Regions from separate parts of the Homo sapiens genome. Here region 1 is linked to region 2. Evidence: chromatin loops called from intact Hi-C (ENCODE). Cell type or tissue: PC-3. All regions are shown on one strand. Each heading gives the region's core, and the rest is flanking DNA. Links, peaks and the distances in the headings are about the cores only.

The links. A loop is a pair of places that touch in the nucleus more often than their neighbours do. Peaks named below come from ENCODE experiments on the same cell type or tissue, not always from the same donor. Only the 100,000 strongest peaks of a DNase experiment are listed, where the experiment ranks them.
Region 1: it touches region 2 in a loop (6-fold over the local background); 6 of 110 quality-filtered maps call a loop at or near these places.

What each region holds. Positions count from the first base shown.
Region 1 is chr20:10,919,557-10,927,508 of GRCh38, reverse strand. No RefSeq gene overlaps it. Among named protein-coding and RNA genes, the nearest start is that of LINC02871, 100 kb to the left of the region's middle. In PC-3, for the core only: no CTCF peak of the experiment used is centred there; DNase peaks (open chromatin) are centred at 2,728 and 4,358; H3K4me3 peaks cover 1,053 bases; H3K27ac peaks cover 2,692 bases.
Region 2 is chr20:11,264,075-11,272,026 of GRCh38, reverse strand. LOC124904960 (a long non-coding RNA gene) reads right to left here and starts at 5,984. Exons shown (of 2, transcript XR_007067724.1): 1 at 5,895-5,984; 2 at 280-781. LOC339593 (a long non-coding RNA gene) reads left to right here. Exons shown (of 2, transcript NR_038972.1): 2 at 3,145-5,368. RefSeq lists a silencer at 1,072-1,366 and an enhancer at 4,082-5,281. In PC-3, for the core only: no CTCF peak of the experiment used is centred there; DNase peaks (open chromatin) are centred at 4,516 and 5,296; H3K4me3 peaks cover 741 bases; H3K27ac peaks cover 2,615 bases.

The sequences.
Region 1 (7,952 bases), core at 2,149-6,148, 340 kb after region 2:
AGGGTATTGATTCCACAGGTCTTCTGAGTGGCACTTAAAAGCCAAATGAGCTCAAGTTGCCATGGCTTGGCAGAAAGCCCTGGGACAGAAAAGAGAAAGCCACTCAGCATACCCTTGAAATGAGAAGCTGACAGCTGGAGTTGAGCCTTTAGTTCATGGAACTGTCCCCCTCATGTGGGCTGAAATCAGAGGTGAGCTGGGAGTCTGAGATGCCAATACCAGAGTCATTTGCCCTGTGTCTTTTCACATCAACTTCGACAGCAAGTTTCTCAGGACAAAGCTGGTTTCCACAACTCATGCCAGTCAACAAACCCAGCACAGTGCCAGACATTTGGAAATAGCTGAGATAAATATTTCTTGACAGGAACAAGTTTAGAATAAATCGATCACTTGGCATGTATCCCCAATGCCTCTTTTCTCTTTTTTCATCTTTCTTATTCCGAATTTCACTTGCCATGCTTCTTCTTCTTCTTCTTCTTCTTCTTCTTTTTTTTTTGTATGACAACGAAAAAGCAGAGTTTAGTATGGAAAGAGCATTGGAATGTAAAATGTACAAGCCTGGGTTTGAGTCTTAGATCGACCTTAAACTGACATTGGGCAGATGAAAAACCTCTCTGAGATCTGATTTCCAAATCTATAAGACATTTTCCTCATGAGACTGATGTAAAAATGAGCATATACCTGTGTGAAGCACTTAGAAGCCATGGAAGTGAATGCATACGTAAGGGACATTCCTCCCCCTCATCCCCATGGACAGCTGCTTTCTAAGTATCTACTCTTCCAGTCAAAAAGTCATGAGCATTCCTACCTGCTGGGGAGTCACAAAGCACAGGGAAGTAATATAGTCTGGTAAGGGTCCTCTGCTTGCAGATAAACCCTGAGCCATTTCACAACTTCTGGTCAAAATTCTTCCTCCCAGAAAAGTAGATCTCATCAGTACCCTTTAGTAAGAAAACACTGTTATGCAAAGAAGCCCAAATCAGCCACTTCATTCTTGGAATCTTCACTTATTTCCCAAAATAAGCTTTCTTTTATATTATGTCATTGGTATCAGTTACCTACTACCAAAAATAATTCTTGTATAACAAATCATCCCCAAATTTAGTAGCTTAAAACAATGATCACCATGAAAAAAGGAAATGGATTGATAGATGAAAGGAAGGATGGTGGTGGATGGATGGATATGTGATTTAAAAAAATAAACAGTAAAATATTAGGTATATGGTTGTTCACTCTACAATTCTTTTAATTTTTCTGTATGTTTGAAATTTCTCATTAAGAAATGTTGAAAGAAAAACCAAGAATTTATTTAGTTCACAAATATATGAGTTCCTCTGCTCTTGGATGGGCTAAACTGATCTTCACGGGACTTGCTCACATATCTGCCCCATTGCAGGATAGACCTACTGGGGCCTGAGTAGTCTATGATGGACTTAACTGGGATGGCTATTCTCCATGATTCATCTTCCTGCAGGAAGTTTACATGATGGTCACAGGAGTCCCGGAGAACAAGTGGAAGTGTTCAAGGCTTCTTGTATCCTTGGCTTAGACATGTCACACTATCACTTTCACTAGACTTTTGGCCAAAGCAACTCATAAGGCCAGCTCAGATTCAAGAGATGGGAGAACAAACAGGAAGGGTGAATAATTCGGGCCATTTTTGCAATCTTCCACATCCACTCTGCTGGTTGCTAATCATTGTTTCTACAAAGCAATGGGGCCTCTACAGTCAGACTTACTGACTTCCTACATTTTTATCACTCACCAGCAGTCATATGCTTAGGACCCTCAGAGTCTAGAAGTCCTCAGATGGTGCCTTAAGATCTATATATTGGTCAGGTAGGACTTCAGACCAGGTAAAGTTAGTAATTGCCCTCCTGAAACAATAACCAGGAAGTGAAGATACTACTATTCATATTCAGGTTTGGGGTCCCATTATCCCCAGCCATCTCTATTATTCAATCCTATGGCTTGCCCTAAACCCATATATCTCCCTCTGCCATCCCTTGAAGAACACACCATCTCCCTATTTCCCTTCATCTACTGCTGTGGGCTACCCTTTATAAACTATGATGAGGTAACTGACCCATGTTTCCCAGCACATGGGTCTTCTTTCTGCCCAGCAGAGGTTTCAGGGTCCATCAAGCCAGCCATCTGCTCTCTCTCCTGGACCTCCTTATGTTCAAGGAAATTAGGCCATCATGAGCTGTGCGGTCTTAGGTCAGAGAATAAACTGTCTTTTTGTATGGAGTCCTACACACATGTCTGGGGTGAAGCCTCCAACATCATTAGCATCATACTCATAGACAACTGGCTCTGACAGCTGACAGTGAGTTATAGCAAATACAAGACTAAAAACTGGGAAACCTAGTAAGCATGGCCCTCTTCAAAGCTGAGCCATGTGGCAGTTCTTTCAACAACTGTACAAGTCTCAGTAAAGAGAAGCAGACAGTGAGAGCTACTTCCTAATAAGGACCATTGAGTTCTTAGTAAGCAGGCTGTGGAATCAACCCTTTCTTCTTAGCCACTCACCAAACTCAAAAGACTGTGAGATTTATGAGTTTTTAATTAGCTTTCATTGCATCATTAGTACCTTCTCCACTACTGCAAAGCAGAAAGGTATAATTTTATAGTGTTTACTGATCATGTTATTTGATTGAGGATGACAGCTAGCCTGCCTAGCATTCTTAAGAGCTGAGGAAAGGATTGTGAAAGCTCAGAGTCAGGAGGGGTGGGAAGGGAGACATCAGGGAAAAGCAAACACTTTTAGCTCCATATGCATGAAATCACTGACTCCTAGCCCATTCTGTTTGGAATAAAAGATATTAGCATGGCCTGTCATAGGACTGCCTTCGTTTATTAAAATAAATAAATAAATAAAGGGGGGTGGAGAAAGAGCAGGGAAGTGAAACATTTGCAACAATGATTCATTTTATATCAAATCATAGGTCAGATGTTGCCAGAGACTCAAGTCACACCCACCATAAATACAAACCAGACACCTCTGTCCACTGGACCTCTATTTAGACTCAAAGAGCAGGCACAGTTGTCATGTCTTACTGAGCCCATACACACACCTTGCTTTCTTCACCTGTGAAATGAGGGGTTAAAACTAGGTCCTTCCTCAGATGTTTTCCATCACTAATCACTAAGATTCTGGGATCCCAAAGCCAATATCCAATACTTGTCTTCTCCATGCCAGTGCCTGTGCCAGGAACTCTTACCAGTGCCATGAGTCCCAATAACCCTGGAAGGTTGGCATCATTCTAAACCCCGTGTTATTAAAGAAGAAACTGAGACTTACGTGGGTTAGGAGCCTTGCCAGGTTCTCTATTTCTCACAGCCAGGTGCAAGATGACCAGGGTGGGCAGCCTTAGGCCCCACCCACACCTACTGAATCAGAATCTGCATTTAACAAACCCCCCAGGTGATATGTACCCATGTTAATGTCTAAGAAGCAGTGCCCTAGGTCACAAAGCCACTGAATGTCAAAGCCAGAAGGCACATTCGAATCCTCTGATGCTGCATCTTGTACTTTTTCTACCCATACCACATCCATGATATCTCCTTCCAGAAGAAACTTATCCATTTAGCTCTTCTTATCAACCCTGGTCAGGATGTCATGCAAATCTCAGGATACCCTCTGCAGTCTTTCTCTTGGTATTATTTAAATCCATCAGGCACTACCAGAATAATTCCCTGGATGGTTTGCATTCTGCTGCCACTCCTGCATAATTAAATTAAACTTTTTAAAAATAGATTTAGGGGGTACAAATGCAATTTTGTTACATGGCTATATTACATAGTGCTGAAATCTGGGCTTTCAATATAACCATCACCTAACCATGGAATACTACTTAGCCATAAACTAATCATTAATCAAAAATGATAGCATTGCCAGTGGCCTTGGAAATAATAGATAAACCAACTTTTCAATGACATCAAGAATAAGGCCTAAGGATACAACCTAAAAGAGAAGCAAAGATTTTTTTATGTCTCTTTTGCTGATGATAAAGCAGCAAAGAACCACTGTGGGTACCAGGAAGATCTTTCTTTAATGAGGCTTGTCTTTGGCTTCTCTCTTGATACTTTGGCTTAAAAGACATCAGAGGGGACCTCCACTGTTAACAGTGATGGTCTCGAGACCCCCAGGCAGACCAGCCCCCCATTAGTTGGGTTACTCTGGAGTTGTAAACACGGTGCTCTCCCAATCTGTTTTCCAAGATGAACTGTATATAAAGCATGTGTGTGGCAGGAGATGATAGCACACTTGAGGCTTTCAGCAATCGATGTTTACAGACTATAATGGAAACCACAAGTTTCTTCTTTAACTCAAGTCAGTATACATTCCTTCAAGCCGCAGGCAAATTGGAGCAGGGAAGGGGGTTGGGAAGGCTTCACAGTGAGTCATCATTTCACATTTTTTAACAGCTTAATGAACATCCAGAAATGCCGCATTAGCCAGCAAAAATACAGTCCTTTTTTTCTCCCATCAAATTCAGCAATGACCGTATTTGGACGTGGGATTCCTTGAGCATCTACATTAAGTGACTTCCCTTACAGAAGGTAAGTGACTAAATGTCTAGTCTGCCACACAGTTACAAGCAAAAGCATATGAAGAGCCCATAACTAAGTTAATAACCTGCCTTGAAGTTAATAACCTGCCCTTGTTTTGCCCCAAGTTTGGGAGCAGGGAAACATTACTTCTAGGTTCCATTAATCCCCTGAAAAACTCAGCCCAGAGTGCTTGGAAAAGAAGACAGAATTCTCAGATCTGCAGAGCAGCTCTCAGCCAAGATTCATGGTGCTAACAGACAGATGGTAAATAAAGCTGGGTTCTAAGGCTACAGCTGTGTGCCTCTGCATCTCTCAGATCTATGTGTGCGATCATTAAAATTTTTTAGATCATCTAAAATAGCAGTCTCTGTGTAACCTTGGCAACTTTGCTATTTCTGACATTCTTTTATATTTTATGTACAGAGGTCACATGCATAATGTGGGTAAAATAATGAAAAATGTGTGTGTTTGTGCATGGATATTTTAATGCTATATTATGTAGTCATTAGTCTTTTAATGGCTGTTTGAATTAAGAAGGTAGAAACTGAGTTTTTTTCCAAGTTTCGTCCTGAGGCTCGCATAAATTGTCTTTTGTCTTTTCACGCTTTTTTCTCCATTTCGCCTTAATACTATAGGCCATATGCTAGCACTCAAGCCAACTACAAGATCTGAAGGATTCTACTTGTCCCATGAATCAAAATTTGCATTTTTAGATCACCTGTGAGAATTTTGCATGAGCCTGAAAGGAAAGAGGTTTTGAATCACTCAGTCTCATAAGAATTTTGTAAGATTTTCTTGAATTTACAAAAAATAAACTGCAAGCATACTATTTCTGGAATGATAGTAGGATATGTAACCTTGAAATTTCATGGACACTTCCTCATATCCCTACAGATTGTCTTTTCAGCTACCTGCTATTTCAAAGTAGTAATTCATTAAAAGATTGAATTATAACTCCTGTAATATTTGTGACAATGGATAAAAACATTCCCGTTACATAATTTTATATGAATTAAATTGAAGTCCTGCTCAAAAGAATCTGAAATTCTTTTGATAGGTGCTGATAGAATTAGAGATTTTAAAAGTAAACACATTTTTAGTCTGCTTTTACTTCATAAATTACTCTAAATAAAGCTGATTCAACCTTTTTTAATTCACCTAACAAAAAAAAGGTTGTCTTTGTATATTTATCACTCAGTCTTGTTAGAACATGTTACTAGTTAGCATAGTTTTCTGAGGACTACTTCAAGATAATTTCATAACTTTTAGCTCAGTTTTCACATTTTTTTCATTTTTCTTGAGCAAGAAGAAAAGAATCAAGTCAGGAGTCCTATGCATTATGGGGCCCAAAAGGGAGGTTTTAAATATACACAAGTGATATACAAACATATTTGTCCTTTCATTCATTATTTATTCTTTCAGTAGATACTTACCGAGGATCTAGCACCTGAGTGCTACACCAGGTGCTGGGAGACTCTGATGTACGAAATTGACAGAGACTGGGTAGCACTCAGGTAACTTCCATTTTCATGGGGCTTTAAAGGGTGCATACAGATGATTAACAAACTAATTAACAAAACAATAAACAAATTAAGTAATAAAAATATTAAATGTCTTTATAGAAAATTAAAGATATATGGACTTTATTTGGATTCTGATTGGAAAGCCAACTGTAAAAGACATTTTTGAGACAATCAAGGAAAACTGAACACCAACTGCATATTCGATGATGCTAAAGAATTAATATTAATTGTGTTATGTGATAGTGTTTTTGTGCTGATGCTAAAAAGAACATATAAATAATGTCCACCAGCTTCATCCATATTGTTGCAAATGGCAGGATATTCTTTCTTAAGGTCTAATAATATTCCATTGCATATACATACCAAAATTTCTTTGTCCTTGAGGACTATAGTTAATAATATTGTATTATACACTGAAAACTTGCTAAAGGGGTAGATTTTATAGTAGATTTTATGTTGTTACCACAAAAAGAAAAAGGCAACCTGAGGTAATGGATTTGTTAATTCGCTTGACTGATGCTTGAGCATCCTTCCTGCTTCCTGACACCTCTCTTTCCCTCTCGAGCATCCCATGCTTTTTAGGAAACAAACTGGACTCTTGGGTTACTAGTCATGCTGATGTTCTTTCCTATCCACCCACCTTTCCAAACAGAATGAAATGAAATGAAACACTCCATGATATAGAAAGGCAGAAAGAACTGAAAACCAGCTGGCTCATTATTTCCCTCCACAAACCAGGGAAGGGCACAAATAAACAAACACAATATTGCTGATGGGAAGCCAATGTAGCCTGGGCCTGGTTTTCTCCAAGAAGTGACCTCCTCTAGCAAATTAAATGCCCGGAGCCTCCCAATCTCATCTGGTCCTGATTTTCAATCAACAGTAAACTGATATCTTTTTTTTTCACTTTCATTATAGCTTGTTTTCATCTAGTTTATATTTCCAAACGTACTGGTTTTCAAGCCTGAACTGTCATATTAAACACACACACACACACACTCAAAAAAAGTGCAGGCTAGGTGACCCAGTGGCACCAGGGACGGGGCCCAGCCCTTGGCTTGTGGGAACTCCTTGGAGGTTTTCTTTTCTCTGAGCTAATCTAATTGGGAGCCACCAAGTTGTTGGATAGGATGGAAACTGAAGGAGCCCGAACTCCCTTTCTTACCCCTGTATGGGGTGCCATGCTGAGAAGGGAGAGAAGAGGATGGAAGAATCCCTAGAGATCTCTGCACACTGTGCACTCAGGCCTATTCTAGCAAGGGCACCAAGGAACTTTGAGGGAGTGGAAGGTTGGACAGAGGGGTGGCCAGTCTTACAGCAGAGATTTGTAAACCTGCCTGATGATGGAGAAAAGGGCTGACTCTCCCAGCTAGTGAGAGTGGAGGCTCATGTTTTGTGCACAGAAGGGAACAGCCAAAACCCTTCCCTCTGACTAAGTCTCAAAATAATTAGTCAGCAAATGGAATGAACACAATCGGGAATGAGTTATGAATATTCTCAGCACCCACCCGAGGTGCTTGGACAACACACCCTTCAGCACGACAAAAGCCCTTGATGGTGACCCTCATGGACCTCCGCCAGGCCTCCAGCTGCACCATTATCAGAGGATCTGAGCTCATTCCCTTGGGCAGGTGCCTCCCTCCTCTGAGCTCTCTGCAACTGGGTCAAGGCAGTCTTTCCTCCCCACTGCAAAGGGTATGACATTAGCATGGGTTGCGGGGAGTGGTAGGCACAGGGGCCCAGGCAGCCCTCAAGTCTGGAAGAAGATGTGGTGAATTTGGATTCATCATCACACAGCCTCCATTTGCTTTAGCTCCTATGTACAGTTCCAAGATGGCTTTTTCCTTTGCAGAAATGATTCAGAACATTCTT
Region 2 (7,952 bases), core at 2,429-6,428:
AGGGCTCCATCCCACACGACCCACTGCCCCTACTTAAGGTCTGGGGGATAGGCTCCAACAGCGTGCACTATTTGCCAACAAAAGTACTAGCAGTGGAAAGAAATACACACCCAGGCACTACAACACACAGGAAGACTCCTCTTGTTCAGTTTTCCCTTTCAGCTATTACTCCCTGGAAATCTTGAAGATAGCTGTGAGAAGTTTATTACTAAGCATCAGTTTTTAATATTAATCTTGTACCAGGATCATTTTAATAATCATTAACGAGGAAACAGGAGGTGGTGGGCATTTATTTTATTGTCAAGTGAGGCAGTTTCTTGTTCTGTTCATCATTCTTGAAGCTTCTCTTGCACCACCCGTTCCCTGATGCCACAGTGTGGAGAGGTTTTCCCTAAGCAGCATCTGGTCCCCTTGGAGGATTCCACAGGCTTTTTGTCTCTTTCAGGTTTTCAATAGTGGCCTCTGGGGGCGCCGGGGGGAGGAACCATCTGGCCAGGCGTCACCTGGCCAGTTGGGCCTGCCTGGCCTCACGCTGCTCAGCATTCCTCTGCATCAAATGGCTCAGTGCCTGCCGGGGACCTGGTCAAGTGCTGGACAATGGGCCACAGAGCTTAGCACTGAGCCAAGAATGTAGTGTTAATAAGAACACTTTTTATTCACAATAAGGACAGATAATATAGTTTGAGAATGTGGGATACTAAGCAACAAAATTGGGTTTCAATGTTGATTCATTTATCTCCTAGCTGCGTGGCCTTAGGTGACTTACTTCAGAGTTGTGCTTCTGCAAAAGAAGAAAAATAATAACAACTGGATTGTTGTGAGGTATTAATGAGACTACCCAGATATAAAGGTATCACTTCTATCAGGCAGGAAAGAAAGGGGACATTTTAATGGGTGAATCAAGGATTGTTTAGTAACAGGACTTTTTACAAAGGTGCAGGTGTGGTTTAAGAAAAGCAAGAGGGGATTGTGTAGTATCCCAGGGCTCTCGACATCCCAGAGTGGTTAGCGTGCCAGGGCAGAAGGGGCAACATCAGAGAGCAGTTACTGGAAACCAGATATGGAGTTGCAGGGGGAAGGACACCCTGACACAAGCTGTGGGCTTCCTCAGGGTGCAGCTAAAGCAGGGTAAGAGGAGAGGTGGGGCGGGGGAGAGCAATACTCTGAGAACCCATCCCAGGACCTCACTCTCCTCCCACTCTCCGAATCTCCTGCTGGTGCCACTCATCACCTGAACTACGTAGCAGCCCCGCCCACATCCCCTTGTCATTCACATAAATAGGGAAGGCTTTTTACTCTGAGGCATTTGGCCTGAGGGTTTTTTGTTTTTTGTTTTTTGTTTTTCTAGCAGACAAGCATGTTTGGCCCATGTGCACAGCAAATGCATCAGAAAGCTGATGTACCTGAAACCCATAACTCATACACGTTAGTGAAGAAATGAAGAAATAGCAGCTTCCTCACCCTGCACCATCTCCCTGAGTTCCAGCAGGATCCTCAACAGTTGCCCACAATGAGAACTTGCTTGATTACACACTCATTATTGGATTTAGTCCCTTCCCTGTCTCACTTTGCTGCTTCTCTGTTGGTGCCTCCTGGGATTATCCCCGAAGTAAATCATACACACTACAGTCCTTATCACAGGGCCTGCTTCTGGGAGAACCTACTGAAGACAAAACCCGCCGGCATAGTCCATGTGGGTCAGCCTCCCATGGCAGAGAACAAGTGAAGAGAGGGTGCCTGGTCTGCTTCACACACTTCAGCTAGTAGTGTAAGCCTGGCAATAACAATTGTACAGTCGTTTCTTGATTGTGTTCCTCTTTCACAACACTGCACAGTCAGCCACCCCATTCCCTGAGGTTGACTTCTTGTGTTTAACTTTTTGACTTACTGGTATCTACTGGGCCTTGGCACAGCATTATATATATGTGTAGCATTATATATATGTGTGTGTGGCTTCTGTAAGGAATAGATAGGAACCCATTCTAGGTAAGATGTGGGGTGAGTGGGGGGTAGGAAATGGTAGAGTTGTAAAAAAGTAAAATATTAATAAAAGTTGGATGGCGTGTCTAATAGAAAACAAAACCTTAGAACTTGAATGAACACATGTACATTTCAAACCATCAGTTAACAATTGAGAGAGGGCTGGGAGGGTGAGGTCAAGAGAAAAAGGAAGCCTACTAAGCCTCCCTTAAATTAAAATATATAGGCAGTAAATCCTCCCACCAATACAAGAGGCCAGATCTGCTGTAAAAACTAGAACCAGGTATCCACATGAAGTGAAATCAAACCTGATTTATTGTAGCACATCTGAACACTTCAGGTCCCAGTAAAATCTCAGCATATTGTATTAGAGTTAAAACGGATTAGTAAAGGATGAGAAGGGCTTCAATAAATTATTTATTAGAACACTAGTAACTTGAGGGCCTATAATGGGGACTGGCATGTAGTTGGTACTTAGTAAATATTTAATGTATGGATTGATAGATAGATGATTGGTTGAATAGACAGGTTAGGATAGCAGTATAAAACCAAAAGGAACTTAACCGTACTCATCCATAATCTTCTTTGTCCAAAACAATCTTAACACTTTTCTCATAGTGTGTGTGTGTGTAAGATATATATATATGCACATACATAGACACACACGTATATTACATAATATTAATATAAAGTTGTTCCATTGGCCAGAGCAAGCCACATGGATAAGCCCAGTGTTAATGTAGGAGGGTGCAACAGAGTATTTTACAAGGAAGCATTCATCGATTAAAGCCATGATTACACCAAGAGAGGAGTCCCTCCTTTCTCCTGTGCAGTGAAGACTTCTGAGGCCTGAACCTACCACCTCAGGGTTCTTCACCTCCTGAAAGGCAGGATGAGTTTCATCCTGAAGGAGGTCTGGATGGAGTGTCCAAATGATAAGTGAATTTCTGGAAAACTAACCCATACCTCCTGAAATAGAATTTCCAAGAAAGAGCCTCAAAATCTCTATTTTAATTAAGCATAGACAGGTGAGGGAGCAGGTACGTATGCTTCTACAGGTTTCCATTTCAATACGGGAATTAGGCCCAGTGATTTTGAGGCTGATTACAAGTGTCCCTTATCTGTGTGATCACTTAGTGTTGTTAACTGGCATGTCTTTTACAGGAACATCAAAGACCCTGAGAAGCCAAAAGTTATGAAATGCATCAGCAGTGGGTTGAAGACAAGACCTCTCCTTTTCCTGCTGACATTTCTTCCATGAGCAGTACCCAGACAGCCGACAGAAAGAGCCCAGGAGGTAACTGGGGACATGAGATGAAAACTCAAGATGCAAGGGTATCCCATCTTTTGGCTTCCTTGGGCCACATTGGAAGAAGAAGAATTATCTTGGGCCATGCAGGAAATACACTAACAATAACTGATGAGCTAAAAAAAATCACCAAAAAATCTGATAATGTTTTAAGAAAGTTTACAAATTTGTGTTAGGCCACATTCAAAGCAATCCTGGGCTGCCTGTGGCCTATGGGCCACGGGCTGGACACGCTTGCAAGGGAGAGGACAGATAAAGATACGTATGAGAGCATCCTCCTTAGAGAAAGGTCAGTGTTGAAGTCATAGGGTAAGGGAACTCTTTCAAAAGAAAGTAAAAAAAAAAAAAAAAGATAGCGAAGTAAATCATGTGAAGTCTCTACAGAGTAAGGGCCAAAGGGAGGACACAGTAGCTTAAAATCACAATATTGTTTTTGTTCCTATTTTTGTTTTTCTCATAAAGCTACAGGTCAGCTGGACAGCTCGCTCTTGGGTCCTCACAAAGCTACTGGTCAGCTGGGCAGCTCAGCTGGGTCCTCATCAATGAACCAGGGTTGGCTGATTTTAGCTGGGCTCACTCAATTTTCTAGAGTCCACTGGTCTGTCTGCTGCAGTGTGGCTGATCTAGGACAGCCCTGGCCTTGGTGACCTGGCTCTGCTGCACGATGCAGCCATCCTCTAGCAGGCTAGCCTATCACAGCAAAACAGAAGCACAAAAGAGAGATCAGGAAAACGCATAGCTTCTTAAGGCCTAGGCCCTAAACTGGTGCATCACTTACTTCTTGGCAACATTCTGGTGGCCAAAGGAAGTCACATGTCCAACCCCAGACTCTAAAGGAGGGAAAAGAGACCCGATGCCTTAATGGGAGTAAAGTCACATTGCAAAAGGCAAGGATCCCAAAAATGTTTCAAAAAAAATTGGAGGCCATCTTTGCAATCAAAGTTAGATTATTCTCAATGGTAAAAGTTGGAACCACAATATTATTGTTACCTTCAAAGAGTACACCTAGCTGAATCCCCCAGTCAATGCAGGAATTCCCCCAAATTAAACACACACACACACACACACACATACACATAAACCCTCAAAGATTCCCACAACTTGACCATTTGACCTAGCTTTTCTCACTGGGTAAAAAAAGCAAGAGGGAAAAAAAAACCACTGCAGCTCTCTCCCACCCCTGCTGTTCAGCCTTCAGTTTATCTGGCCTCTGCTATGAGTCACAGCTGACTGAAGGGTGGGGGTGGGTTGTGAGTCATGGCCTAAAACAAAGATAGAATTTGATGGGGGTGGACGAGCAGGCGAGAGAGAAGACACGGCAAGTTCAGGCATTCTCTCAGTGTTTAGGGTGATGTCTTCTTTCCTGCAGCTGGGGAAGTTGGGCAGAGTGCCCCCGAAGGAGGAGATTCCACACAGGCCCTGTGTATCTGAGAGTTGAGTTGCTGATTTCAGAGGTGTTTGTATCATTGCTCTAAATGTGTTTCTGCTCCCCTCCCACCCAAGATGCTGGTTCAACGGACCATTTCATCCTACCATTATACAGAACCCACAGGAGCTAGTTACCTGGTCAGTTTGAGAAGTTAATATTTAAAAAGACTAATGGTTGCATATGGCTTCCACAGGAAAGAAATAATAAGCTAATGTTATCTATTGACTCAATCCCACATATATTTACATTTGACAACTTAAAAAAAAAACCTTCGGCTCAATGATAGTTTAGCTCAAGTCACTATGTTAGGATATATATTTCTTTCATCTATGACTATTTTTGTCTGCACAGTAACCTGCCTCAAGCACACAAATATTTGTGTGTCTGGCCTCAAGCAATTAACGTGTCTCCTAACATGAGATAAAGATTAAATGAAAATTCTGTCACCCTGAAATAAACCTGGAAGCAGAATTCCTGAATGTTTGCCAAATAAGGTGACTATCAGACTTAAGATGCTGAACTTTGAAATGACTGTCATAGAAACAAAGGCAAGGCATGGTTGGCGCCCATTCAACCTGGTCAATAACATCCTTAATTACAGGACATGGCATCATTTTGATTCACAGTGGAATAAAAGGCATCTATTTGTATATTTGGAAGTCTGAATGAGGATTTCCTGATGAAGTCATTTCTGTCTTACAACAGCTTCGCTTGTACCAGTAGAGTTAAAACTGGGTCACCATTTTTATGCGAGCGTATGGATACACATACATCCACACTCGAACCCCAAACACACACACACACACACACACACACTTCATTTCAGAGTCTAATTAAAACTCTATTATACATAATTTTCTTCCAGATCAATGGTGGTGTTGGATCAAAATTGTAGCTCACAAGGAAAATCCTGTAAAGGAACCATATTTTTCTGTGTTGCCTGCCAAAATGAGAACATCATTTGTTAAATAATGTGGGACACAGGTGCCCCGGATGTACTATTTAATGGAGAAAGAAAAAGAGAGAAACAATGGCTGCCAGTATCCGGGAAAAATGCGACTAGCTTCTTAAGCTTCTTCACCCAGAAATTGTTACAAATAGAAGGGAATCTGACTTTGAGCTATGAGTTGTTGCTTCCCCATGACTGAATTCCCCAAGAACTGAGTTATTACTGACCTGTGATTTGCTCATCATAAGGTCTCACTGTTAATTACTGCTCTCTGCTCCGCAGAAACTTTGAATTCCACCAAAGGGTGTGCCGAAGGCTTAGATGTTGAGAAGCGTGAATTCATCCTGCACAACAAATATCATAGAGATGGGACTGGAGCGGGGGACAAGAAGGGGGAGAATGAACAAGATGCATGTTGCAAAACCCCAAGGGGTGCTATTTGTATGGTAGCCTGAGTGAACAGCAATTTCCCTGAGGGGTGGTTGCAGCAGATACTGTGGGTACCATCTCTACATCTCTTACTCCTTACTCGTTCCTGCCTTACTCCTTCAGGGCAGAGCAGCCCAACTTACTCTTTGCCTAAGGACAGTCTCTGGTATCTAAGTCTAGGTTAGCCACTCATGGCAGGCCAGATGAATGATTGCTAGGAGTCTTGCATATACACCCGGTTTCCTTGCCACTTGGATAGGATAAAGGTGCTTCACCCCATTTTCCAGCAGTCTCCAGCAAGTCTAGGTTCCACTTGCTCACAGCAGTAGCTGATTTTGTGAAACATCCTTTCTGGGCTGCCTTCCTTTCTCTCTCTCCCTTTCCCTCTCCCATCTCTGATTTTCTTCTACTTCCCCCAATATATTAATATTATCTCAGGGATGGCTTTTGGGAACCCCAATCAAAGAAAGGAGCAAACTCAATTAAGACCCTCTGTTTTAGGTAACTTTGGGAACCTGGTGGAGCATCCTGACATTACATCCTGAACCAGAGTATGTCTCAAGATATTTTTGGATCCTGCTTTTGTGGAGACAGAATCCACAACACAGCAGAGAGTTCCTCACTCCAAGAGGTACATTCTTCTTACTGTCTGGTTCACTCCCTAGACACATGCCAGCTTGACCATCATACAGAGCAGCCCCCAGGATGAAGGCAAACTTCTATCTGGAGTCTGATCTTTCCAAGATAGGGCTGAATCAACTTAGCTCTTTTTTCTTGTGGCTCATTGCTGCTTTCCAGATTGAGAATAGCCTCAGATTTCTTTCTGGCTTCCATATACCATGCATCCTATTGCTTTGCTTATACTCTTACCCCCCAATGTCAAAATAGTCCTGAAGTGTATACCAGATCATGTCACACATATGCAGAACTGATCATGTCAGTTCAACCTTGGCTCCAAGAATAAAGCTGTAAGTCCTATAACCACAAGGCCTTAGGGTGACTTGATTCCTGAAGGCTACTCCAATATCATTTCTTCTCATTTTCCTCATCACACCTTGCCTTTCTTTGAACGTGGTGACATATTCCTGCTGCAGAATTTTGCATTGGCTGTTTCCTCTATCTGGTGCACTCTTTTTATTGAAGGTGCACTCTTACCTAACCTAACTCATGCTTTTGTGCAAATGTCACCATCTCAGACAGGCCTTTGCTAACCATCCCAGCACCCCTTTAATTTATTATTGCTTACTTTAATTGTTTCTCTTTATAGCTGTCAGCACCAACTGACATTATATGTACTCGTTTGGCTGGTTTTTGTTAGTCTTTCCATGACAATGTAAGCGCCACTGGCTCATCACTAACATCATGTGCCTGGCACACAGAAAGTACTCAATTAATATTTATATGGTTGCTGAATTAATATATGGTGTTACCTTTAAAGAGAAGCGAAGTAATCTGTAAATGCTTTTACTAAAATAATCATTTACCTGCAGACTAGGTATTTTAAAATATAGTCTATTTCCTGTTATAGATTGATTTATTTTTAAAGTATTGTCTCCTTACTCTTTAAAGATACATTTTCCCTGTTTTCCAAATTAGTTATTTTTTCTTTTTGATTATTCATTCCCAAGTTAGGAGAATGTCTAAAACTTGAGATGTACTGACTGACAAATTAACTAACAAAGAACAGAAATATATACCTCAAATTGCACTGCTATCATCTATGATCATTTATTTATTCAGCAGATATTAATTGAGCGTTTACTATATCTCAGACACCGCTGTACATATTCAGAGAATACAACAGCCAAAGATTTCTCACCTCAAAGAACTTATACAGAAAAGACACGCAATAAAAT